Linked DNA regions of Homo sapiens: region 2 is linked to region 1. Evidence: read pairs that join two places in POLR2A ChIA-PET (ENCODE). Cell type or tissue: OCI-LY7. All regions are shown on one strand. Each heading gives the region's core, and the rest is flanking DNA. Links, peaks and the distances in the headings are about the cores only.

What was found. Peaks named below come from ENCODE experiments on the same cell type or tissue, not always from the same donor. Only the 100,000 strongest peaks of a DNase experiment are listed, where the experiment ranks them.
Region 2: POLR2A ChIA-PET joins it to region 1 with 18 read pairs; 16 of 35 experiments call an interaction of 5 or more read pairs at or near these places.

What each region holds. Positions count from the first base shown.
Region 1 is chr9:98,125,628-98,136,365 of GRCh38, forward strand. It overlaps CORO2A (coronin 2A), which reads right to left. Exons shown (of 12, transcript NM_052820.4): 4 at 9,179-9,328; 5 at 7,411-7,590; 6 at 6,558-6,674; 7 at 5,328-5,432; 8 at 4,167-4,263; 9 at 2,980-3,092; 10 at 2,543-2,633; 11 at 922-1,196. Among named protein-coding and RNA genes, the nearest start is that of TRIM14, 12 kb to the left of the region's middle. In OCI-LY7, for the core only: CTCF peaks have their summits at 7,868 and 8,072; DNase peaks (open chromatin) are centred at 3,914 and 7,804.
Region 2 is chr9:98,175,719-98,186,456 of GRCh38, forward strand. The region is part of intron 1 of CORO2A (coronin 2A); the gene reads right to left. Among named protein-coding and RNA genes, the nearest start is that of CORO2A, 12 kb to the right of the region's middle. In OCI-LY7, for the core only: no CTCF peak of the experiment used is centred there; no DNase peak of the experiment used is centred there.

The sequences.
Region 1 (10,738 bases), core at 487-8,486:
AAAGTCCTATAATGTCAGAACTGGAAAGACTTTGATACCCACTAGGTCAAACCCTCTCCATTTTACAGATGGTTTCCCACCATTTTTTTTTTTTTTTTTTTTTTTTTTGAGACAGAGTCTCACTCTGTTGCCCAGGCTGGAGCGCAGTGGTGTGATCCTGGCTCACTGCAGCCTCTGCCTCCTGGGTTCAAGCAATTCTCCTGCCTCAGCCTCCAGAGTAGCTGGGACTACAGGCACGCACCACCATACCCAGCTAATTTTTGTATTTTTAGTAGAGACGGGGTTTCGCCATGTTGGCCAGGCTGGTCTCAAACTTCTGGCCTCAAGAGATCCACCCGCCTTGGCCTACCAAAGTGCTGGGATTACAGGTGTGAGCCACTGCACCTGGTCACCTGGTCCCCACCATCTTTTTTTTTTTTTTTTTTTAAGATGGAGTCTTGCTCTGTTGCCCAGGCTGGAGTGCAGTGGTGTGATCTTGGCTCACTGCAACCTCCACCTCCCAATTTCAAGCCATTCTCCTGCCTCAACCTCTCAAGTAGCTGGGACTACAGGTGTACGCCACCACACCCGGCTAATTTTTGTATTTTTAGTAGAGATGGGGTTTCACTATGTTGGCCATGCTGGTCTTGAACTCCTGACCTCATGATCTGCCCGCCTTGGCCTCCCAAAGTGCTGGGATTACAAGAGTGAGCCACTGTGCCCAGCCTCCCACCATCTTTATGTATGCCCATCATTTTGGCATAAGATGGAGCTCACTGCCTGTTTGTTGAATGAATTAACAAAATGAGTCAAGTGACTAGGCCAGGCCACACAGCTGGTTATTCTTCTCATGCCTCATTTTCTCCCTTCTTCTCAGCCTGGATCTGTTCCCCTCCACCCCAGCTGCCCCATGTGAAAGGCCCACCCCGTCCTCCTTCACACCTCATTCTCTGTCTTTGGTGGGGGGCATTCGAAAACGTCAAAGCCATTTGTCAGCCAGGTTTTCTTCTCCTCCAGCCTGTGTTCTGCTGCCCACCTTGGCATCTTCTCCTCCAACAGGGAGGAAGACCTCCAGCCATCTTCTGCAGCCAGCTTTTCTGTCTGATTCAAGAGCCGGGGTGAGGCTGGGGCCATGGAATTGAAGATAGGTCTCTCTGCAGGCAGTGGGTGGGGTCTCAGCAGCTCAGAGCCAGGCCTAAGGGACACCAGGATTGGGTCTGGAAGGGAAGCAGAGCCATGTGAGGACGGGGTGCCCACGGGAAGATGGGCATATGGGGCACCAATGACACAGGCAGGCATGCAGAGACACTCAGAGCCATGCAGACCCATGCAACATGTGTGGGAAATACAGCTACCTGTGGACAGGCCCAAACCCACAGAGCAGGGCTAACAGATACAAATACCCACGTGTGCCACCCTCAGAGTGAAGCTTGGTTTGTAGGAACAGCACGGTGCGTGCACTGAAGCAGCCCCCAAACACTTCAAACTCACATGAGACCTTGCCCTTGCTTTGTAAGGACAGTCCCACCCACACTGCACCCCACCATCTACCAAGTTCATTAGTTCTCTCACCACCTCCAGAAAGCAGGGGAGGCTGGCATCATGGCTACAGATGAGGAAACTGAGGCCCAGGGAGCAAAACCTACTTAAGGTTATCCAAAACTAGGACTCGGCCCTGGTCCGCTGCCCCCCAAGGCAGAGGCTCTTCCAGTACACCAGGAGGCCCGCTCAGCCACTGGGGTGGGGGTGAAGGAAGTTTGTGGGGGTGGAAGGGAGAGGGAGCAGCTGGGGTGACTGCTTCTGCTGGGCTGGCCCCCGTGTTGGCAGGAGCGGGAGAGTGGCTCAGGACAGGCAGAGTGGGCAGAGGGACCTGGGTGGGGGTTGCTGCCTGGAGGGCTTCTTGGGTCAAGAAGAATTGCAAAAGGCCAGGCCCAGTGGCTCGCACCTGTAATCCCAGCACTTCGGGAGGCCGAGGCAGGTGGATCACTTGAGGTCAAGAGTTTGAGACCAGCCTGGCCAACATGGCAAAACCCCCATCTCTACTAAAAATACGAAAAATTAGCTGGGCATGGTGGCACGTGCCTGTAGTCCCAGCTACTCAGGAGGCTGAGGCATGAGAATCACTTGAACCTGGGGGTGGGGTGGAGGTTGCAGTGAGCTGAGATTGTACCACTGCACTCCAGCCTGGGCAACAAAGCGAGACTCTGTCTCAAAAAAAAAAAAAAAAAAAAAAAAAAAAGAATTGCAGAGGTAGGGGTGGGGAACAGGGACAGGGAGTCTGGCTGAGGTGGTCCAGGCACCCCACATAGCCCCAGAGTGTAAAGAAGCTTTCCGTGGGGCAAAGTCCCTTGAGTTGGAGTTTTCTGAGCTCTTGGGTCAAGCCCCCTGACTTTCTGGACCTGTATGTGACCATGCTACCCACTGGGGACTGAAGGTCAAGGGCATGGCTTCTGAGGTCATGAGAGAAGAAAAATCCAGGCCCAACCCCTCTCAATTGCTTGGGGCCACTGGGCACGCCATGTTCCTGTCACATTTGCCTGGGCCTCTTCTCTGCCTTCCTCACCTCGATTCATCCCGCTGAGCCACTCCTGGGCCGTCAGGGAGGGCTGGGCCCCTGCTGTTGGAGGGTATATGTCCTCTTGGTAGGATTCTGACTGCAGGAGAAATCCAGACAGTGAGGAGGGTGGTAGGGTAGGCTGCTCAGATGGGAAAGGCCCTTAGACCTGGGAGTCCAGGCTCTCACCAACCCCTGCTGAATTGAGGAAACTGAGGCCCAGAGAACAAAGGGACTTGCCCGAGGTCACGCAGCAGCTCAAGAACAGAGGTGGACCGAGACCCAGGACTCCTGACGCCCACTGATGTCACACTGGCTGTGAGAAAGGCCGCTCTGTGGCTGCCCCATGAACGTGGGCTCCAGGCTCTGGTGCCCGACAGCCCTGGGTCTGTCTTCTCCAGGACAGGTTCCCCACCTGCCTCCCATGCGGTCCCGACTGCCCTTACCCGCCGGGGCACAATCATGGAGATGGGCTCGATGAGGCTTTTGGTTGTGATCAGCTTGTAGAAGCGGAAGATCTCGCAGGAGGACACGTCGAGTCCTCTCTTTGGCATGACACCTGAAGGCAGACAGGGAGGGCCAAGAGGTTCTGGCTAGGCTGGGGCCACAGTGTTAGGGCCAAAGCCAGGCTGCACACCTGGACCTGAACAGAGACCAGTCTCCTCCCAGAAAACAGCTCAGGGACAAATACCGACACTGGGCTGGGCCCTATGTTGGGAAATGGAGTTGAATTAATCAGACTCTTCACCTTCAAAGATTTAAATTATTTTAGCTGAATTTTTTTCTTTTTGACACAAGGTCTCACTCTGTTGCCCAGGCTGGAGTGCAGTGGCACAATCATAGCTCACCGCAGTCTCACACTCCTGGGCTCAAGCGATCCTCCTGCCTTAGCGTCCCAAGTAGCTGGGACCACAGGTATGCACCTCAATTTTTTTATTTATTTGTAGAGACAGGAGTCTCACTTTGTTGCCCAGGCTAGGCTCGAATTCCTAGGCTCAAGTGATCCTCCAGCTTTGGCCTCCCAAAGTGCTGGATTAGCTGAACTTTTATAGGCAGTTTGCTCTGCTTAAGGTTCCCCATCTCCATCCCCACAGCTCCTGTGACCCAAATGCTCTTAATCAAACCGCTCCAGATTCCTTTTGAGTAGGGTTAGCAGGGTGCATCTTTCTCCAGTCCCTTACTTTTAATCTAGCCATGTCTTTATGTTTAAAGTGGGTTTCTTGTAGATTACAGAAATATAGCTGTGTTTTTAATCCTCAAGCACACTTAGAAAGGAACTGAGGACTGCTTCCTAGAGGCTCTTCTAGGTCAGCCCTTTCCATCTCTGCTCTTGTGGTAACTGCTTAACCTTGACCTAGAACACATCCCTCTCTCCCCTGCTGGGCTCTGCTTCCTCTTTCAGTTCCTCCAATGTTGCCTCCTCTGAGAAGCCTTCCCTGACTTCCTCCTTTGTGCTGTTGCACACGTCAAGTACAGCCCCCACCAAGTCAGAGTGTTGCTATGCTGTCTCTCCTCCCATCTGACTCATCCCTGTCTCCCCAGACCCCGCACTGAAGCCCTGACCCTGATTCTCCCACCTCGGCCTCCCGAAGTGCTGGGATTACAGGCATGAACTTCAGTGTCCCTCACTTACCGATCCCCTTCTGTGGGTTATAGGAGCGGTACTCAGTCAGGTAGCTCAGGTGAGGCTTGTCGGCGCTCACCTCGTAGTAGCGGATGTTGCCATCTCCCTGAGGAGGAGGAGAAGGAAGAGGAGGGTGAGATTCAGAGCTGGAGCTCATCAGCTCATCAGCAACCCAGCCATGCAGCAAAGACCTGGCTTTTTTTGATGATCGGCAAACCCATCTCACTCAAGGGAACACCAGGAAACTGGGGGCCCTGTCATCAAGGCAGGAGGGTGATGAGGGGATATTCATTTTATTTTAGATTTTATCTTATTTTTTTGAGACAGGGTCTCACTTTATTGCCCAGGCTGGAGAGCAGTAGTGCAATCACAGCTCATTGCAACCTCCTGGTCTCAAGCCATCTTCCCGCCTCAGCCTCCCGAGTAGGTGGGACCACAGGTGTGTGCCACCACGCCTGGCTAATTTTTTATTTTTTCATTTTCGTAGACATGGGGTCTCACTATGCTGCCCAGGCTGGCCTTGAACTCCTGGGCTCAAGTGATTCTCCCACCTTGGCCTCCCAAAGTGCTGGAATTATAGGCATGAGCCACTGTGCTGGGCCTGGGCCCTTATTTTAATATTCAATCCTCCCCCACCATGACCCAAAGCCCACCCTTTTTCCTCTAAGACAGAAGCTCTGGGAAGACAAGTCCAAATCCCGCTCCTATCTGAGAGCAGCAGCAAAAGTCAGAACTGGGGTGGCCTCAGAGGTCATCCAGAAGGTCTTACCATGGGGAACATTTCTGGTTGTCATAATGACTTGGATGGAGGGGGAGAGATGCTGTTCTTGGCACTGGTGGGCAGGGGCCAGGGCTGCCAGACATGGGATAGTCCTACCCAGTGGAGACCTGTTCTGCCCCCAGTTTAGCAGGTGCCCCTGCTGAGAAACACCAATGGTCCCCCCACATCTGGGCCTGGAGTTGGGAAGAGACAAGGTCAAGGTGTCCAGCCAGAGCCCTGGCTCCAGGTGTTCCTAGGGAGCCAGGAGGGTGGGAGGGGTTCCTTCTCACAGGGAAAGAGTGGCCAGCGAGGCCTGCCCATCCCTGCCCTGTGTTCCCAATGGCCCCAGGCTGCTGTCTGCCGCTGTCTCAGGGGTCCAGGAGGTCACCTCCCTCCCGTGCCAAGCCGACCTTCCCCACCACGTAGAGCATGCTGGTGTCCGCGTCATAGAAGGGAAACAGCACGCCCGAGGAGCCGTCCAGGTCCTCCTCCATCAGAGGCACAGAGAGGTTATCCTGCAGGGGAAGGGGAGGCAGGGAAGGCCTGGGTCACTCCTGGGGGCCCTCAGTGGTGCTCCCGGAGATAAGAATTGCTGCCATGGTGCTCTGGGCGAGAGTGTGTGTGTCAGAGAAAAAGTGTGATTTTTTTATATGTGTGTGCGGGGGGAAGATGTCCCTGGTTCTTGAGTTCCAATGTGTGGGCTACTCTCTAGTGGAGATGACATCTTAAAGGCACTAAAATGCTGCTGCCACCTATTTTGTCAGCTTTCTGCCCTTAACAAATCACTTTTTTTTTTTTTTTGAGACAAGGTCTAACTGTCACCCAGGCTGGAGTGCAGTGGTGCGATCATAGCTCACTGCAGTCTCAAACTCTTGGGCTCAAGCGATCCTCTCGCCTCAGTCTCCCAAATAGCTGGGATTATAGATATGCACCACTGCACCCCGCTGATTTTTTGCAGAGATGGGGGTCCTGCTGTGTAGCTCAGGCTGGTCTCGAATTCGTGGCCTCAAGTGATCCTCCCGCCATGGCCTTCTGAAGTGCTGGGATTACACGCGTGTACCACCATACCTGGCCATAACAAATCACTTTTGACACACCCGATCTCATTCCAATCTTCCCCTACCTGTTTTTTAAAATTTATTTTAATAGATGAAGAAGGAGACTCAGAGAGAAAATGTGATTTGTCCAGTCTTTGAAACTCTGTCAAATGCTCCCTCAAAATACTACCGCCAGCTTGGCCCTCACCCTACCCTGCTCCACCCTCAGCTGTCCCAATGAAAGCTCCTTCTCCCCATACCCGTTAGTACCTCATTTGCTCCAGGTGCACCCTCAGCCCAGATGGCCCTCTCCTTCTCCCTTCCTCCTAGTCCTGGTCCCAGACTCAGCTACCTCCCCTCCTCTAGCCAACGGACTCCCCTGGGTCCTGACCCATCTCCCTCCTTGGGTGGCAAGATACACAGGGTCTGGGCTCGCCCGGGGCTGTCAGCATCTCCCTGCTATTCATCCCCGGATCCCCAGCACCTGGCAGTCTACGCTAAATGTGTGTGTCATAAATGGGTGTCTAAATGAATGCATGCATGAATGAATGACACTGGCTCTCAGCTGAGGGGTGATGGTGAGGGGTGGGGTGCAGCCCTCACCTGGTCCCACAAGGCCACCTGCCGGTTGTTCCATCGGGATGTGCCTGTGGACATCAGCTTCTTCAGGTTCCCCAGAAACAGCACTTTGCTGGCCCGGTGCCCTTTGTAGCTGGCCTCCTGGAGGGACACGTGCGGTCGGTATTGGAGAGACAGTAGAGGATCGGGGGCAGCTGGGGTTTCTGGCCTCCCTGCTTTGCTTATGCCACCGCTCCACCTGGGAGGCCTCCCTTTCTCACCCCAGCTCTGCCTGGAGATTCTTCCCAGGGGCACCACCTGGATCCCTCTCATCCACATGGAGTCTCTCCCCACTATCTTTGTTAAGAGTTATTTTTCTGAGCAAGAACAGAAACAAACTTCTGCCCAGCGCCCTGTTCTTGCTGAAAGAGTATTGGGCATCCCTACAGGGGCGGGCACTGTCACCTGGCCTGTCTTATCTAATCCTTGGAGAGGAAGGACTAACAGCCCATTGTTGCAAATGAGAAAACAGAGGCTCAGAGCAGGAAGCGCTTGCCCAAGGCTGCACAGTGGCTAAACAGTGGTATCGTCGGCTCTCCTGACCCCCTGGCCAGAGCTGAGGCACGCCAACAAGCTTTGGAGTCAGACCAGGTTCAGATCCCAGCTCTCCATGGGGGTGAGTCATTTCATCTCTCACGGGCCTCAGTTTTCTCATCTGCAAAATGGAAAGGACATATCCCACCTTCCAGCAATCCCGAGAGGACAGACAGGGATGCTGCCTGTGAAGGCGCAGCCCAGACGCTGACAGCATCACTGTCCTGTTCTCTGAAGCCTCTCTCTGTCCCCACTCTGCTCCTTGCTCCTCTGAGCCTGAGCCAGCCCCTGGCCCAGAACTGACCTGGAGGACGGTCCCTGCTCGGGGGTCAATAACCCGAATCTTGCGGTCTTTGCAGGTGGTGGCCAACAGGCTGCCGTTGGTGTTGAAGGACATGGAGAGGATCACATCTTGGTGACAGCTAATCGTACTCATGGGGCTTGTGATGACAGACTCCTTTGTATCCAGGTTCCAGATCATCACCTGCATGGCAGAGAGCCAGCTCTGAGCACAGGGGCCACCTTGCCCCTGGGCCTCATAGTTACATGCTGGCCAGGATGCAGTGAAACACAGTATCCCTGGGAGGGTGGCGCAGCTGGCAGCCTGGCCAAGAAGCCTCAGTGGGAGGATGATGTGCAGGCTGAAGCTGCTTGTGGCAGGAGGGGGAATCCCAGGGCCAGGCTGTCTAGTGGTGAAAGGAAAACGCCACCTGCCTCTGAGCAACAAAACATCCATGCTGGGAGGACCCCAGGGAACCAGCTAATCCAGGCGGTTTCAGTTATTAGCAGCAGTTTGCACCTCCCACAGATCAACAGGGCTGTATGTTTAGCTGCACAGGCTGTGCATGCAGAGGTCCAGGGCAATCCATTCCTATAGACTAGGACGTGACTAGTGCCCCCTGAAGTTGGGTATAGAACAACCAGCACAAATACACGCAGCAGCTCTGCAGACACCCCATACAAACAGATGAGAAAGCGCTGTGGATCGGAAGAGCGAGGGCCCAGGTTCCCTCAGTGCTCCCCACAACAATTTTAGTTATTTATTTTTGAGACAGGATTGCCCAGGCTGCAGTACAGTGGCATGATCATGGCTCACTGTAGCATCAACCTCCTGGGCTCAAGTGATCCTCCCACCTCAGCCTCCTGAGTAGCTGGGACTACTTGACGCATTTTCCCACACCTGGCTAATTTTTTCTATTTTTTTGTAGAGATGGGGTCTCACTATGTTGGCTGGTCTCAAATCCTTGGGCTCAAGTGATCCTCCCACCTCAGCCTCTCAAACTGTTGGGATTACAGGTGTGAGCCACCATGTCCGGCCCCCCACCTCCCTTTTATCCAACACAGAGGGTCCCGAGGTGTCTCTGTAAACCCCTATAGTGTCAAAAGGAAAGAACTGAAAGGCCATAGCTATGGTGCCACCAATTCCATTTGTGTACAGATTGGGAAACTGAGGCCTAGAGAAGTCAAGGCACTTTCCCAGGCTATAGTGCAGGTCAGAGACTGAGTCGGAATAGAATTGAGGTCTCCTGTACTGTGGGTCCCAATCTACAGGGCCTACTGCCTGCATGCTTGATTGTCAGTGGAGCAGGGTCGGGGGAACGATTTTCTGGGCAGTGCCATCCCATCCACTCCGGGCAGGCTATAATGAGTTGAACAGGGTTCCCCCCAAAACTCATGTCCACCTGGAACCTCAGAATGTGACCTTATTTGGAAATGGGGTCTTCGCTGCTGAAATTAGTTAAGATGAGATCATAATGGATTAGGTGGGCCCTAAATCCAATGATAGTTGCTCTCCTCTTCCTATAAGGAAGACAGGTACACAGAGAGAAGGCCGTGTGAAGACAGAAACAGAGCCTGGAGTGACGCAGCTATAGCCAAGGATGCCTGGAGCCACCAGAAGCTGGGAGAGGCATGGAAGGATTCTTCCCTAGGGCATCTGGAGGGAGCTGGCTCTCCCAACACCTTGATTTTCGATTTCTGGTCTCCAGAACTGTGACAGAATACATTTCCATTGTATTCCAGTTTGTGGGAACTTGTTGGGGCTGCCCCAGAGAAAGAATACCCAGACTCACCTTGTAGTCATAGCCAGCACTGAAGAGGATGTTGGCGGCCGTGGGGTGCCACTCCACCAGGCCTACTCTGCGCGCGTGGCCCACGAGTTCCTTCCTGTAGGCCGTGAGGTTCCTGGTCAGCAGCTGCTTGGGGATGCTCCAGATCTTAATCTGGCAGGGGAGACAGGGCCCAAGGCAGCATTAGCCAGGGCACCTTGGCACCGTCACCAGCCTAAGCCACAGATCTGGCAGTGACCAGCAGAAGGACCAAGGGAGCTCTCTCCATAGCCACCTCCCACTCAGTGGCTATGGGCATTGAGGGGCAGTGGAGGGGCAGCTGAGGGTCCTCAGACAGACAGGGGCTTCCCCAAGCTCCTCCAGCCTGAGCAGGGGCCAGCGCTGACCAGGGATGAGTCTAGGCCTCCAAATCTGCCCTTGAGAGATCTTTGTCATCCTGCTGGCCTGAGGTGGTGGGCAGGTGGCTGGGTTTCAGGCCTGTCTCCTAAGCTAGGATATCCCCAAAGTACAGTGTTCTTCTTGTCCCAAAGACCCAGGGTAGAGCCTCAAATGCCAGGATGAAGGGTTTAGGCTGCATCCTCAGGCACTAGGGAGCCGGCGAGGTCTCTGCAGCAGGGCAGGGACAAACTTCTTGCTTTGGAGGTGCACCCTGGATGGCCTGCAAGAGGAAACTCTGAAGGTCAGGAGGCTGGGCTGGATGGGGTCATGGGCCTGTATTTCATGGTGAGGGCCTGAGAAGAGGTGCTGGGACTTCCTTCCAGAGTAGTGTTGTCTGAAGATGGAGGGGGCTGCCATGGCAGAGAGTAAGCTCCCTGTCACAGAGGTATACAAATGGAGTACAAGGTGATCCTGGGATGCTGCTGACTTGATCTTCCTTATTGGTCCTGCAAGGTTCTCTGGCCCCTAGTTGATTGTATGCACTGTTTCCCTTAGAGGTATACAGGTTTTTCAGGTAGACGACTTTGCTTTCAATTCAGCAAATATTTATTTCCTGGTCATCTTGGATTTAAAACCAGGAAGCCAACCCCACGAGAGTAGTGACAGGCTCCAGATACTTCGGTCTGATGAGGGCTGTCACTGCATAGAACCCCGGGAGGAAGACACACTCTGAAGAGGTATGTTTGGAAGATGAAGGTACCACCCGCAACACTGAAGCAGAGAAGACTCCCCACTGCTAGAGGAGCAACCGTGCCCTCCAGGCCCTGAAGGCAGGGAGGAACACCCCATAAATTCACTGTGGGCATAGCTTCGGGGAGGAAAGCCCCTTCCTTCTTCAGTCCCCCAACAGTCACGTCCTGCCCTGGGGCATCGGGGAAGGGGCAGTGGCAGGCAATGAGGCTAGCAAGAGATTTATAAAGATCTTGATGGGAGCCTTCAAAGCAGTCCTGAAAAGGCAGGTATCACAAAAGTGGGGACAGTTTCAGATATTTGATATCCTGCCAGAGGCCCTATACTCCCTGGGGACAGGGCCAATTCTCACAGGACCTGATTGTCCCTTTGGTGAAATCACCTCGGCAGACACTGTCCTTTACGTTCCTCAGCATCTGCTATATGGAAACCGAC
Region 2 (10,738 bases), core at 892-8,891, 50 kb after region 1:
CTGCCGGGCTCAGACATCAGCCCTGCCACACACCAGCTGGGAGACATTGGGCCAGTTATCTACCTCTCTTGGCCTTGGGTTTTCTCATCCATAAAATGGGGATGATAACCATAAATGAGTTAATATCTGTCAAGCACTTAGAACCCAGCCTGGCACATGGTAAACTCAAAGTAAGTATTTGTTAAATAACTAAACTCAAAATAAGTAAATAATGGTAACCTTTATTGAGTACTCACTGTGAGCCAGGCACTGTCCTAAGCTATTTACCTGTATTCATGGATTGAAATGAACATTTAATAAAAATGAATATGGGCTTTGAGCAGGGCTTACAGATTAAACTAGAAGCACAAAGTGTTCATGGTCCTTTATTTTTCCTCAAAGCGGCAATATCAAAAGATCTAAACATTCGGCGGGGGGTGAGGGGTGTCACCTGTGCTGGGAGGCACCAAAACCCTCTGAACCGAATGAAAGCAGAGAAAGCCTTGTGCCCCTTATCAACCCATGAGTGTTGATTTAGAATCTAAAGCTCTAATTCTTCAGTTTTTAGCCAGACCCACTAATTCTCTCCCAAATCATATTACATCTAGGGGTAAGCACCAAATACAATACCCCAGAATTCTGCCCTTCTTTCCCCAGCACCCCACGTAAACAGTCTGATGGTTTTGGCTCGTACCAGTCTAGTGATGGGGAGCTCACCCCTGCTGGGGGAAGATGTGCTCAACCAGTGGACTTCCTCGCATCTACTGAACAGAAATCTACAATTTTCCCCACTGCCCTACCTGTTCCTGGAGCCCCGCCAGCCACATCCATTGTTTCTGCCCCTTGACAGCCTTCCAGAGATTGAAGACCTCTTAACTCAGGACCATGGGATGGCTCCACTGGGGGGTGGGGGTTTCTTGTGTGACTTGGTTTCCCATGTCCTCCCCATTTTGGTTGCCCATGTGCTCCAAGCTCTCCCCATCTTCCAGGTTATACTCGAACTCTGCAGATGGGGGCTGAGAACTCCTCAGCAGAGCAGGTCCCCAAAAGGATCCCAGATGTCACATCTCAGAACAAAAGCACTAGCCAGACCCCAAGAGATCGTGGGGTACAGAAAGAGGAAATGGAGTCAGCACGCCAAAGGCCACCCACACAGGGCAGAACCAGGAACAAGATCCAGGTCTCCAGCCTCCCAGTCCAAAAGAGTACGCTAAAACACAGAACAGAGTCCTGTCTTCCTGTACCTGGATACAGTACCAAACATTTTTGTTCCTTATCTGTGTTGCTCTAAGTAATAGTGGAAACTCGTTTGTGGAGGGACAAATTCCAAAGATGGTTAGGAAAGAAAGGCCTTATAATTGTGAGCTCAAGGGTCATTGGCCTTATCTAGGCTCTCCTGGACTCACACCTTTGAAAGGTGAACTGTGTTTCTCCAGAGAGTGCTTTAGGCTGGGAATGATGGCAGACCTTAGGTCTTTTCTGCTAGAAAGGCCGGCAGAGCATCAGCAGCCCCCACGATGTGAGGGGAAACCTGGAGCACATTCACTCCACCCACATTTTCCAAGTCCCCAGCTGGAGATAGCCCCTGTGCTGGGCTCTGTGGATGGAGGTATTCCCATGGGGTCTCTCCCCTTGGGAATGGGTAGAAAAATAGGGAAATCCCTACTGGAGCAACGCTTGATCACAAACGTGGTGGCGTGTTAGAGGTAGCAGGAGCAAGGAAAAGACCAGGAGGTTAGAGCAATGGGCTCCAAACTTTGTTTTTTTTTTTTTTTTTTTTTTTGAGACAGAGTCTGGCTCTGCTGGAGACCCAGGCTGGAGTGCAGTGGCACAATCTTGGCTCACCACAACCTCTGTGTCCCAGATTCAAGCGATTCTCCTGCTTCAGTCTCCAGAGAAACTGGGATTACAGGCATGTGCCACCACACCCGGCAAATTTTTTTGTATTTTTAATAGTGATGGGGTTTCACCATGTTGGCCTGGCTGGTCTCGAACTCCTGACCTCAGGTGATCTCCAAACTTTTTTGATCATTCACTCCTTCCACAAGAAAAAAAAAAAACAAACTGTGCTCACACCCCATTATCTTATATTATATACAAGTAATCATCATCAACCTCGCAAGACAAAACGTATACACAGAGTGAGATTCATCACTAACCAGAGTGACTGTAAATATCTATTTCAAAGTGTCCCCTAACATAAACAAACAAACAAACTTGAGCTGACAAACTTGTCAGACTTATTAGCTTGTCACTGTTTTTGTCCTGGGTCTTGTAGCTGATGAAGTGACTGCAATAGAAACCCCAGTGTTAATTCTCTCACTTTTTTTCTTTTTTAAATTTATTTTTATTAAAAACATTTTTTTAGAGACAGAGTCTCGCTCTGTCGCCTAGGCTGGAGTGCAGTGGTGCCATCATAGCTCATTGTAGCCTCCAACTCCTGGACTCAAGCAATCCTCCTGCCTCAGCCTCCTGAGTAGCTGGGACCACAGGCATGAGCCACCATGCCCGGCTAATTATTAAACTTTTCCTTGAGGCGGGGATTTGCTATGTTGCCCAGGCTTGTATCAAACTCCTAGCCTCAAGTGATCCTCTCGCCTTGGCCTCCCAAAGTACTGGGATTACAGGCCAGCACTCAACCTCTTCCATTCCCTTGTCTTCATGTACTAGCATTATTAGCATAGTAAGTAAGCACTGCTAACAAGTCACAATTTTTCAGTACGAATCTTTAAAAACCACGTGTCCATTCTGTAAGCGCTAGTTAGCTTAGAGTGGTGAATATAATTTGTAAATCCAATCTGGATTAATTAGTCTGGATTAACCTGGATTAATAAACCAGGTTAATTAATTGGGATAACTTGCCAAAAACAGACTAAAGAGTAAGGGAGTCCTCATTACCCTTTCTCAGAGTGTTTCCCCTTCTCTCTGGAGACTCCTGGACCACATGAGACAGGAGACTCCTGGACCACATGAGGCTGCCTGACACCCCAGCTGGCGAGTGTGTCTCCACCTGGCAAATGTGACTAAAGCTGAATTCTTTGTTCTATTTGTTTAGATATTTTTTCCTGCACCCCAATGTGCATCTTGCATAGATCACTTTGGAGGCAATTGGGATAGAAGATGAAGAGAGTCGGAGATAATTTTTAAGCTCAAAGGATGGCAGAAATGATCTAGTCTACCCTTCACTTTGCAGGTGAGGAAACAAGAACCTGAGAAGGGATGTGACTTGTCCAGGGTCACCTGGCTGGTCAGTGGCAGATCCTGGAGAGAATGCAAATCTCTAGGCCTTGATGCTACAAATGGCTGCTAAAAGTGGTCACAGTCTAGCTCTTTACCGGTCCTTTTACTTTACTGGTCCTTTTACTTTACTGTGCCTCTTGGTTGGGTTCACTCTGAAGCCTCAGTTTCCTCATCTGTAAAATGGAACGAATCAAACCAGCTCTTGGGCTGCTGTTTGAGTGCCGGTAAAGTCTCGCTGACATCTGCGGACTGGGAAGAAACCCTTCCCTAGGCTCTGGAAGGTCCTACTTGAGTGTCTGAGATCTGGGACCGCTAGAGCATGAGGATTCTGCCTCTGCCTACCAGCCACAGCAGTGACCCTGCAGGACGCGGAGACCCTGCTGCCCAGCATTGTGCTGGCCTGGGCCTGGCGTGTTGGTGGGCAGCTGTGGACATGGGTCCTGGGTCTCATGAAGCAATGACCTGCAATCCTGCTCCTATCTCTCATCCTCCCCATCTTCCAGGTCCTTCCTGCCTCCTCCAGGCTGTCCTCATCTCAGATCCCACCTCTCTAAAGCTGAGACCCCACTTGGGCTACTGGTAGATGGCAGCATCCTCTATTCCAAAACCTTCAATAGCTTCTCAGCTGGGGATTCAAAGCCAAGGTGTGGCCCAGGAGTATATCAAGAAGGGATGTGAGGCAAGCAGGGAAGGGGAAGTGGCAGGGATGAGGGCAGGAGGGAGGTGAGCAGTCGGCCGGGCGCAGACACTCAGGAAGTGCATTTTCAACAGAGAAATTAAAAATAGGCCAGGCGCGGTGGCTCTTGCCTGTAATCCCAGCACTTTGGGAGGTCGAGGCAGGTAGATCACAAGGTCAGGAGTTTGAGACCAGCCTGATCAACATGGTGAAACCCCGTCTCTACTAAAAATACAAAAATTAGCCAGGTGCGGTGGCAGGTGCCTGTAATCCCAGCTACTCAAGAGGCTGAGGCAGGAGAATTTCTTGAACCTGGGAGGCGGAGGTTGCAGTGAGCCGAGATCACGCCACTGCACTCCAGCCTGGATGACAGAGTGAGACTCCATCTCAAACAAAACAAAACAAAACAAAACAGCAAGCAAAAAAAACTGCCTCAAAGTCTGACATTTTACGATCATAATGTGCCTGCAATTCTAAACAACGTCAGTGCGTCAGTGCTAAAACGCTCCTCCCTGACAGGGCAGGCTGCACCTACCTCCCTGCCCTTGGCGTCTGGCAAATACCTTATACTCTGCCTCTTATACTGAGCCAAACCAGACCCTACGTTCATCGCATCCCATATAGGCCTAGTAAGTTTTCTCCTCTCCAGTCCTTGGGTTACATCATTTCCTTTGCCAGTAATGCCCTATCCACCACTCTGTATGACCGGCTGCTACAAGGCTCAGCTTAGAGAAGTGCTCCCTCTTCCAGGAAGTCTTCCTGCAAGCATTCCCATCCATCCCCTCGCAGGCCATGGCTCCCCTCACATCACGTTTTCATCTCCAAAGGAAAACTCAAGAAAGGAACCCGCAACACAGAAAACCATACAAGGAGAGTCACTTCTGAGCTACGTGACCTCAGACAAGTCCCATGGCCTCTCTGAGCCTCAGTTTCATCTCCTTAAAAGAACCATCTCATCTCCAAATACCCTCCTTTCCTTGACCTGCACCATCCCTTCTTTTGACTGCACAGTGAACTCTGTCATTAGGTGAAAATGCTCCACCTGCTTCCAAAGTCACTAATTCAAGCACCCCTCCTGACCGCACCCTCCCCACCTCCAGCCTCCTGTCACCTGCCACATGTGACCAGCCCTTTGCCAGTGTCCCCAATGATGGATCAGTAAAAACAGGTTCAGGCTCGAGTAGAGGGCCCTGGAAGCCACAACCAGAGACCCCTCTCCAGGATGACACAATGCATCAAGCAATGCCCCAACTCCACCACCATGCTCAGCAACACCTTTGCTGAAAGACCAGCTCCAGGGATGGTGTGGGGGCCATGTGATTTCCATGGGCATGTTGTGGAAGGCCATTTCTTGTCCCCAGTAACCTGGGACATCAGCTCACTCTTATCAACACCCTAAAATCCCTCACGCCACTGACTTTTTTTTCACATCATCTGGCAAACCCCAGCACTGGGTGAACCTGGATATCTAAGCTCAGTTGGGAGGAAAATGGTGGACAATAACCAGCCCTGGGAAGGAGGCCCCAGTGGGGTGAAGGCTGCTCCCATGTTGCTTGTGTCCCCCAGCGCGACTCCCTCTGCAAGTCAGGCCATGAGAAGGGCACTGCCGGAAAAGCCAGAACCCACGGGCACCCACGTGGCCTCCTTCTTCTTGTACCCAATGCCAATCCATCACTAATCCCAGCCTCCTGTCCCACCTTCAAATCATCTCTCTCTCTTGCTTTTTTTTTTTTTTTTTTTTTTTAAGAGATGAGGTCTCACTATGTTGTCCAGGCTGGTCTGGAACTCCTGGCTTCAAGCAATCCTCATGTCTCAGTCTCCCAAAGTGCTAGGATTATAGGCGTGAGCCTCGGTGCCTGGCTCCAAACATCTGTTAAACTTGGTCATTTAGTCTCAGCCACCAACCATCTTGCCCTTGATCTTTCCGAAATATGTAAACGTGAGCAGACCCCTCGGCGGCCATTGTTCTACTTCCCCAGCCTCACCTTGCCCAGGGATCTGAGCTGCACACATCACGGTGCTTTCAGTTCTTCAAAGTCCTGTTTCCTCCAGCCGGAGGGCTTTGGCAAGGCTGTTTCTCCTATGCAGCGTGCCTCCCTCCCCACCCTTGCCTGCTCAGTCCCTACTCATCTTTCAGATCTCAGCTCAAAGTCCTTTCCTTAGAACATCCCATCCATCCCCTCGCAGGCCATGGCTCCCCTCACATCATGTTTTCATCTCCAAAGGAAAACTCAAGAAAGGAACCCGCAACAAAGAAAACCATACAAGGAGAGTCACTTCCAAGCTGTGTGACCTCAGACAAGTCCTATGGCCTCTCTGAGACTCAGTTTCACCTCCTTAAAAGAGCCATCTCATCTCCAAATACCTTCCTTTCCTTGACCGGCACCATCTGTGCCCTGGACTGCAGCCTTTTGCAGTGACCCCGGACTCAGCACATTCTCTACTCTGCACGCCCTTCACTCCTCTCTCCTCCTCCAGATTCTGTGGGACTCTACGATTACTGTCCATCTCTCGTTTGGTCTGTGAGCCCTCAAAGGCGGGCCTGTGTCTGTTTTGCTGTGCTTGGTATCTCTAATGCTTTACATACAGAAAGTAATCAATCGTGAACAAAGGTCCTAGTCAAAAAATTACATTGAAAGATAACTTTTTAGGGAGCGAATGAATGGGTCAGTCTGGGTGAGGCTCCAGGATTATCTGTGTGGGGCAGATATCTCTACAGTCTTTCTCCAGGGCAGGCCACACAGGCCGAGCCACTCCTGCAATGGTTTCAACAAGGATGAGGCTAGTGACCCTGCCAGCAAGCTCTCAAAGCTCCTTCCTGTTCATTATCTCCCCAGCCCTCCTCCACACTCCCCACCCCCATTACTCAGAGTACCAGGCTTTTAATGACCAGGCCACTGGAGCATTTCTGAGCTGGCATTGTGGAGATTCTGTTCTTCCCAAGGGCCAGGACTCAGGAGCCTTTTCTTTGTGGGGTTGGATGAGGAAAAAGAAGTGGAATCTAATTAGACCAGGTTCAAAGCCCAGCTTTGCCTCTTGCTGGCTGCGTGACCTTGCAAATTTACTCAACCTCTCTGGGCTCCTGCCTCCTTATCTGTAAAAAGAGGACAAGACTATCTAGCTACAATGCGATGGTGAAGATTCCATGAGTGAATGCACACTAAGAGTCTAATTGGGGACCCGCCACATGTCAAATGATTCCAAGACAGCTTTTTACATTTTAACATCTCTGAAACTGGGATGCAACTTACAGTTTCTGTTGCTTTTTCTTTCTTAATGGATTCTAAAATAAGGGTACATCTCACAACAGATAAGCCCTGCCTTGAATGAAATACCGCAGTAGCTTAGATTCTTTACTTCCCTTGCAAAGAGGCTGAAACGCCTGTGAGATGGGATCAAAGACCAAGAACACAAATCGTTAAGGGACAAGGGTCTATTGAGGCCTAGCATTCACCCTGGATCTCCAGAGCTTCACGGAATTTGAAGGCTCAGGCCCTTCCCCGGCCTGGCGCCCCTCTGGATCTGTCTCAGCTGTCCTAGTCTTGCTCAGAAAGCGGCCCAAACTTCAGCAGGACCCTCACCTCTGCCTCCAACCCTCTGTTGCTACTGATGTGGTAGGTTCCACAGTTGGACAGTTTGGTCACAATGCTACTGTGCTTGCAGCCACCCAAAACCCCAAGTCTTTGTCCCAAGAAAAGAGTCCTAGTTCCCACCTTCAGAAACCCCCACAGACATCTCCTCCAGTGTGACTCCATCAAGCCATCCTTGGACTCTGCTCCCAACTGTTCCGAAGGCCAGCACTGGGGATGTCATCCAGGCCTTACCAAAGTCCTTATGCTGTGAGTGCTGACTTCATCCCTGCAGCCTGCTGATGTCAGACCGGCCTGAGTATTTTATTATCTAAATATCATTATAACTTGTATTGCATACATAGTTGGCCCTCTGTATCTGTGGGTCCTGCATCTGTAGATTCAACCAACCTCAGATGGAAAATATTCGAAAAAATTAAGGAAAAATAACAATACAACAATTAAAAAATACAAATTTAAAAATACAGTACAATGGGCCAGGCATGGTGGCTTGCACCTGTAATCCCAGTATTTTGGGAGGCTGAGGCGGGCAGATTACTTGAGATCAAGAGTTCGAGACCAGCCTGGCCAACATAGCGAAACCCCATCTCTACTAAAAATGTAAAAAATTAGCTGGGTGTGGTAGTGCATGCCTGTGATCCCAGCTACTTGGGAGGCTGAGGCACAAGAATCACTTGAACCCGGGAGGCGGAGTTTGCAGTGAGCTGAGATTGTGCCACTACACTCCAGCCTGGGTGACACAGCAAGACTCTGTCTTAAAAATATGTATATACAGTATAATAACTAGTTACATAGCATTTACATTGTGTTAGGCATTGTAAGTGATCTATAGATGACTTAAAGTATACAGGAGGGTGTGTGTAGGTTACATGTAAACACTATACTATTTTATATCAGGGATTTGAATATCCACAGATTTTGATATCCTTGGGTGTCCTGGAAGCTGAATATTTAGGAATGACTGCACACATATCACCAAAATCTTTACAGAAATAAATTATCTATCAAGTATAAAATTATTTTATTTTATTTTTTTTTTTAATAGAGGCAATGTCTTACTTTGTTGCCCAGGCTGGTCTCAAACTCCTGGCTTCCCAAAGTGCTGGGATTACCAGGAGGAGCCACCATGCCCAGCCAAAACATTTTAAATGTAGAAAAGACCAAAGAAAACAAAATTCTACCACCTAGTGATAATTAGCTTGATGTCTGTCTGAATATTTTGCTATGTCTGCATGCTAGGGAAAGATTCTTTTCTCATATCCAAACCCAAACAGTCTCATTCCACACATACTACTCTTTCTCTTACCGTGACATGGTGGCCCTCTCTCTAAACAGACTGGTTTCTTCATGGCGGCCCCACAGTGCTCCCGTCCTCTATCCCTATCCCTGGCAGGTCCCAGGCCTCTACAGGGACGTAGTGCTTTGGGTCTGACGTTGTTCCTCCTCATCCTCAGAGTGGGGCTGTGATCTGTGATGGGGCCATGGCTGCCTTCGGGGACCCCACCAAACAAAGCCACACCCAGGCACAGAAATACTCCAGAGCACTTAAATCAAGGGGTGTGTGGTTAATGGCGGCTGTCTGTCTCTGTCCGATTTGATTGTAGCCCTTTCAAAACCAACTGAAAGTTCTCCCAGCCCCAGATGCTGGCCTGATATTTCCCTAACCCCTAGGGGCTCCAGAAATCACAATGAATAATGAATAGGTAGGTGCCTGGCATTTTGTAGTTCATAAAGCGCCTCCTTACTTTTATCCAATTTAGAGCCTTACAACAAGCTTATACATTAGGCAGAACAGGTATTTATTATCCTCATTTTATAAATGAAGAAACTGACGCTTAGAGAAGTGGAGTGACTGACCCAATATCTTCCCTTATTTTTCTACCCTTCATAGTCTGGCCGTCTCCAAATCACACTAACAACCCAGCTCAGGCATCAGCTCCTCTAGGGAGCCTTCCATGACCCCCCACTTCCACCCCAGGCTGGGTTAGGTGCCCTCCTGGAGGCCCCACAGCTCCTGGGCTTCCCTATGATAACTGTAGTGCCCCTGCCAGGCCATGGGCCCTCACGGCTGTGATGGGTCTAGCTTGTCTGCATTCACACTCCCCAAGCATTAGAAAAACATCAATAGGTGGTTGCTGGGGTGAAGATCATTACAATGACTAAGGCAGGAATTATTCTTCCCCTTTTACAGATGAGGACACTGAGTCATAAAGAAGGGTCAAGACTTGCCTAAGGAGCATATCAGCAGCGGGGTCAGCTCTCCTTCTTCAGAGGCCTGGGTTCTTTTGCTCCACTGCATCCCTTGTTGTCCGCAATCTTAGACTCCAAACCATTGCTGGAGGCTCGTATCTGATTTCTCAGGCAGGTCTACCTGGTCAGCCAGGTGTGAAAGGGAGGTTGGCAGGAGGGGGCTCTGTCTGCAGTGGGCTCAATTCCCCAGCCTGGGCCAACACCGTGGTGCAGCCTTAGGAACAGCCACAGGAGTTGCCCAGTTATTGAGCACGCCATAGACCACGCCCTGTGCAAGAACTTCCCTTGCACTTCTTACTTCATCCTGTGGCTGGGGCCGTTATGATGCCATTTTGCAGGTGGGCCAGGAGAGACCCTGGCCCAAGGCCACTCAGTGTCTGAGATGGGGCTAGAAGCCAGGGCTGCATCCCTGGCAGCAGGCAGCCCCAGGAGTTTGCTGGCACCAGAGCCAGAAATAAATGCACAGTCAGAGTACAGGAGACAACTCTCAGGGGACCTGCAGTGTGGGCAAAGCCCCAAACTCACCTCCCACCCAGGGCTGGCTAGAGGGACAAGACTCTTGGGCCCAGGGAACACACGCCTGCCCCTGCACTGCCTGTGGGCAGGGTCATGCCATTTGCCAGGGCCCCTACAAACTCCAGGCTCAAGGCCAGGCTAGAAGCAGCTGTCATATCAACCCTGCACAAATGCTCAGCTCCCGATTTCTTATTTGAATGAGACTTCACCTATCTGCTCCTGACTGGCTGACAGATGCTGAGCAAGGCCCCATCTCTTATTGGGCCTTACTTTACCTATCTGTGAAATGATGCCAGGAGAGGGGTGGCTGGCGGGGGGAGGGGCTAGGTTTGGGGGATGGTATCTTAATGGAACCCACCAACTCTGACATTCCAGGGATGGACTACAGGCAGCAGGGGAAGGTGATTAAGCCCTGGACACTGGTGGCAGATGACATAGATTGAATGTATGATCCTGGGCTAGCTACCCAACTTCCCTGGGGCTCAGT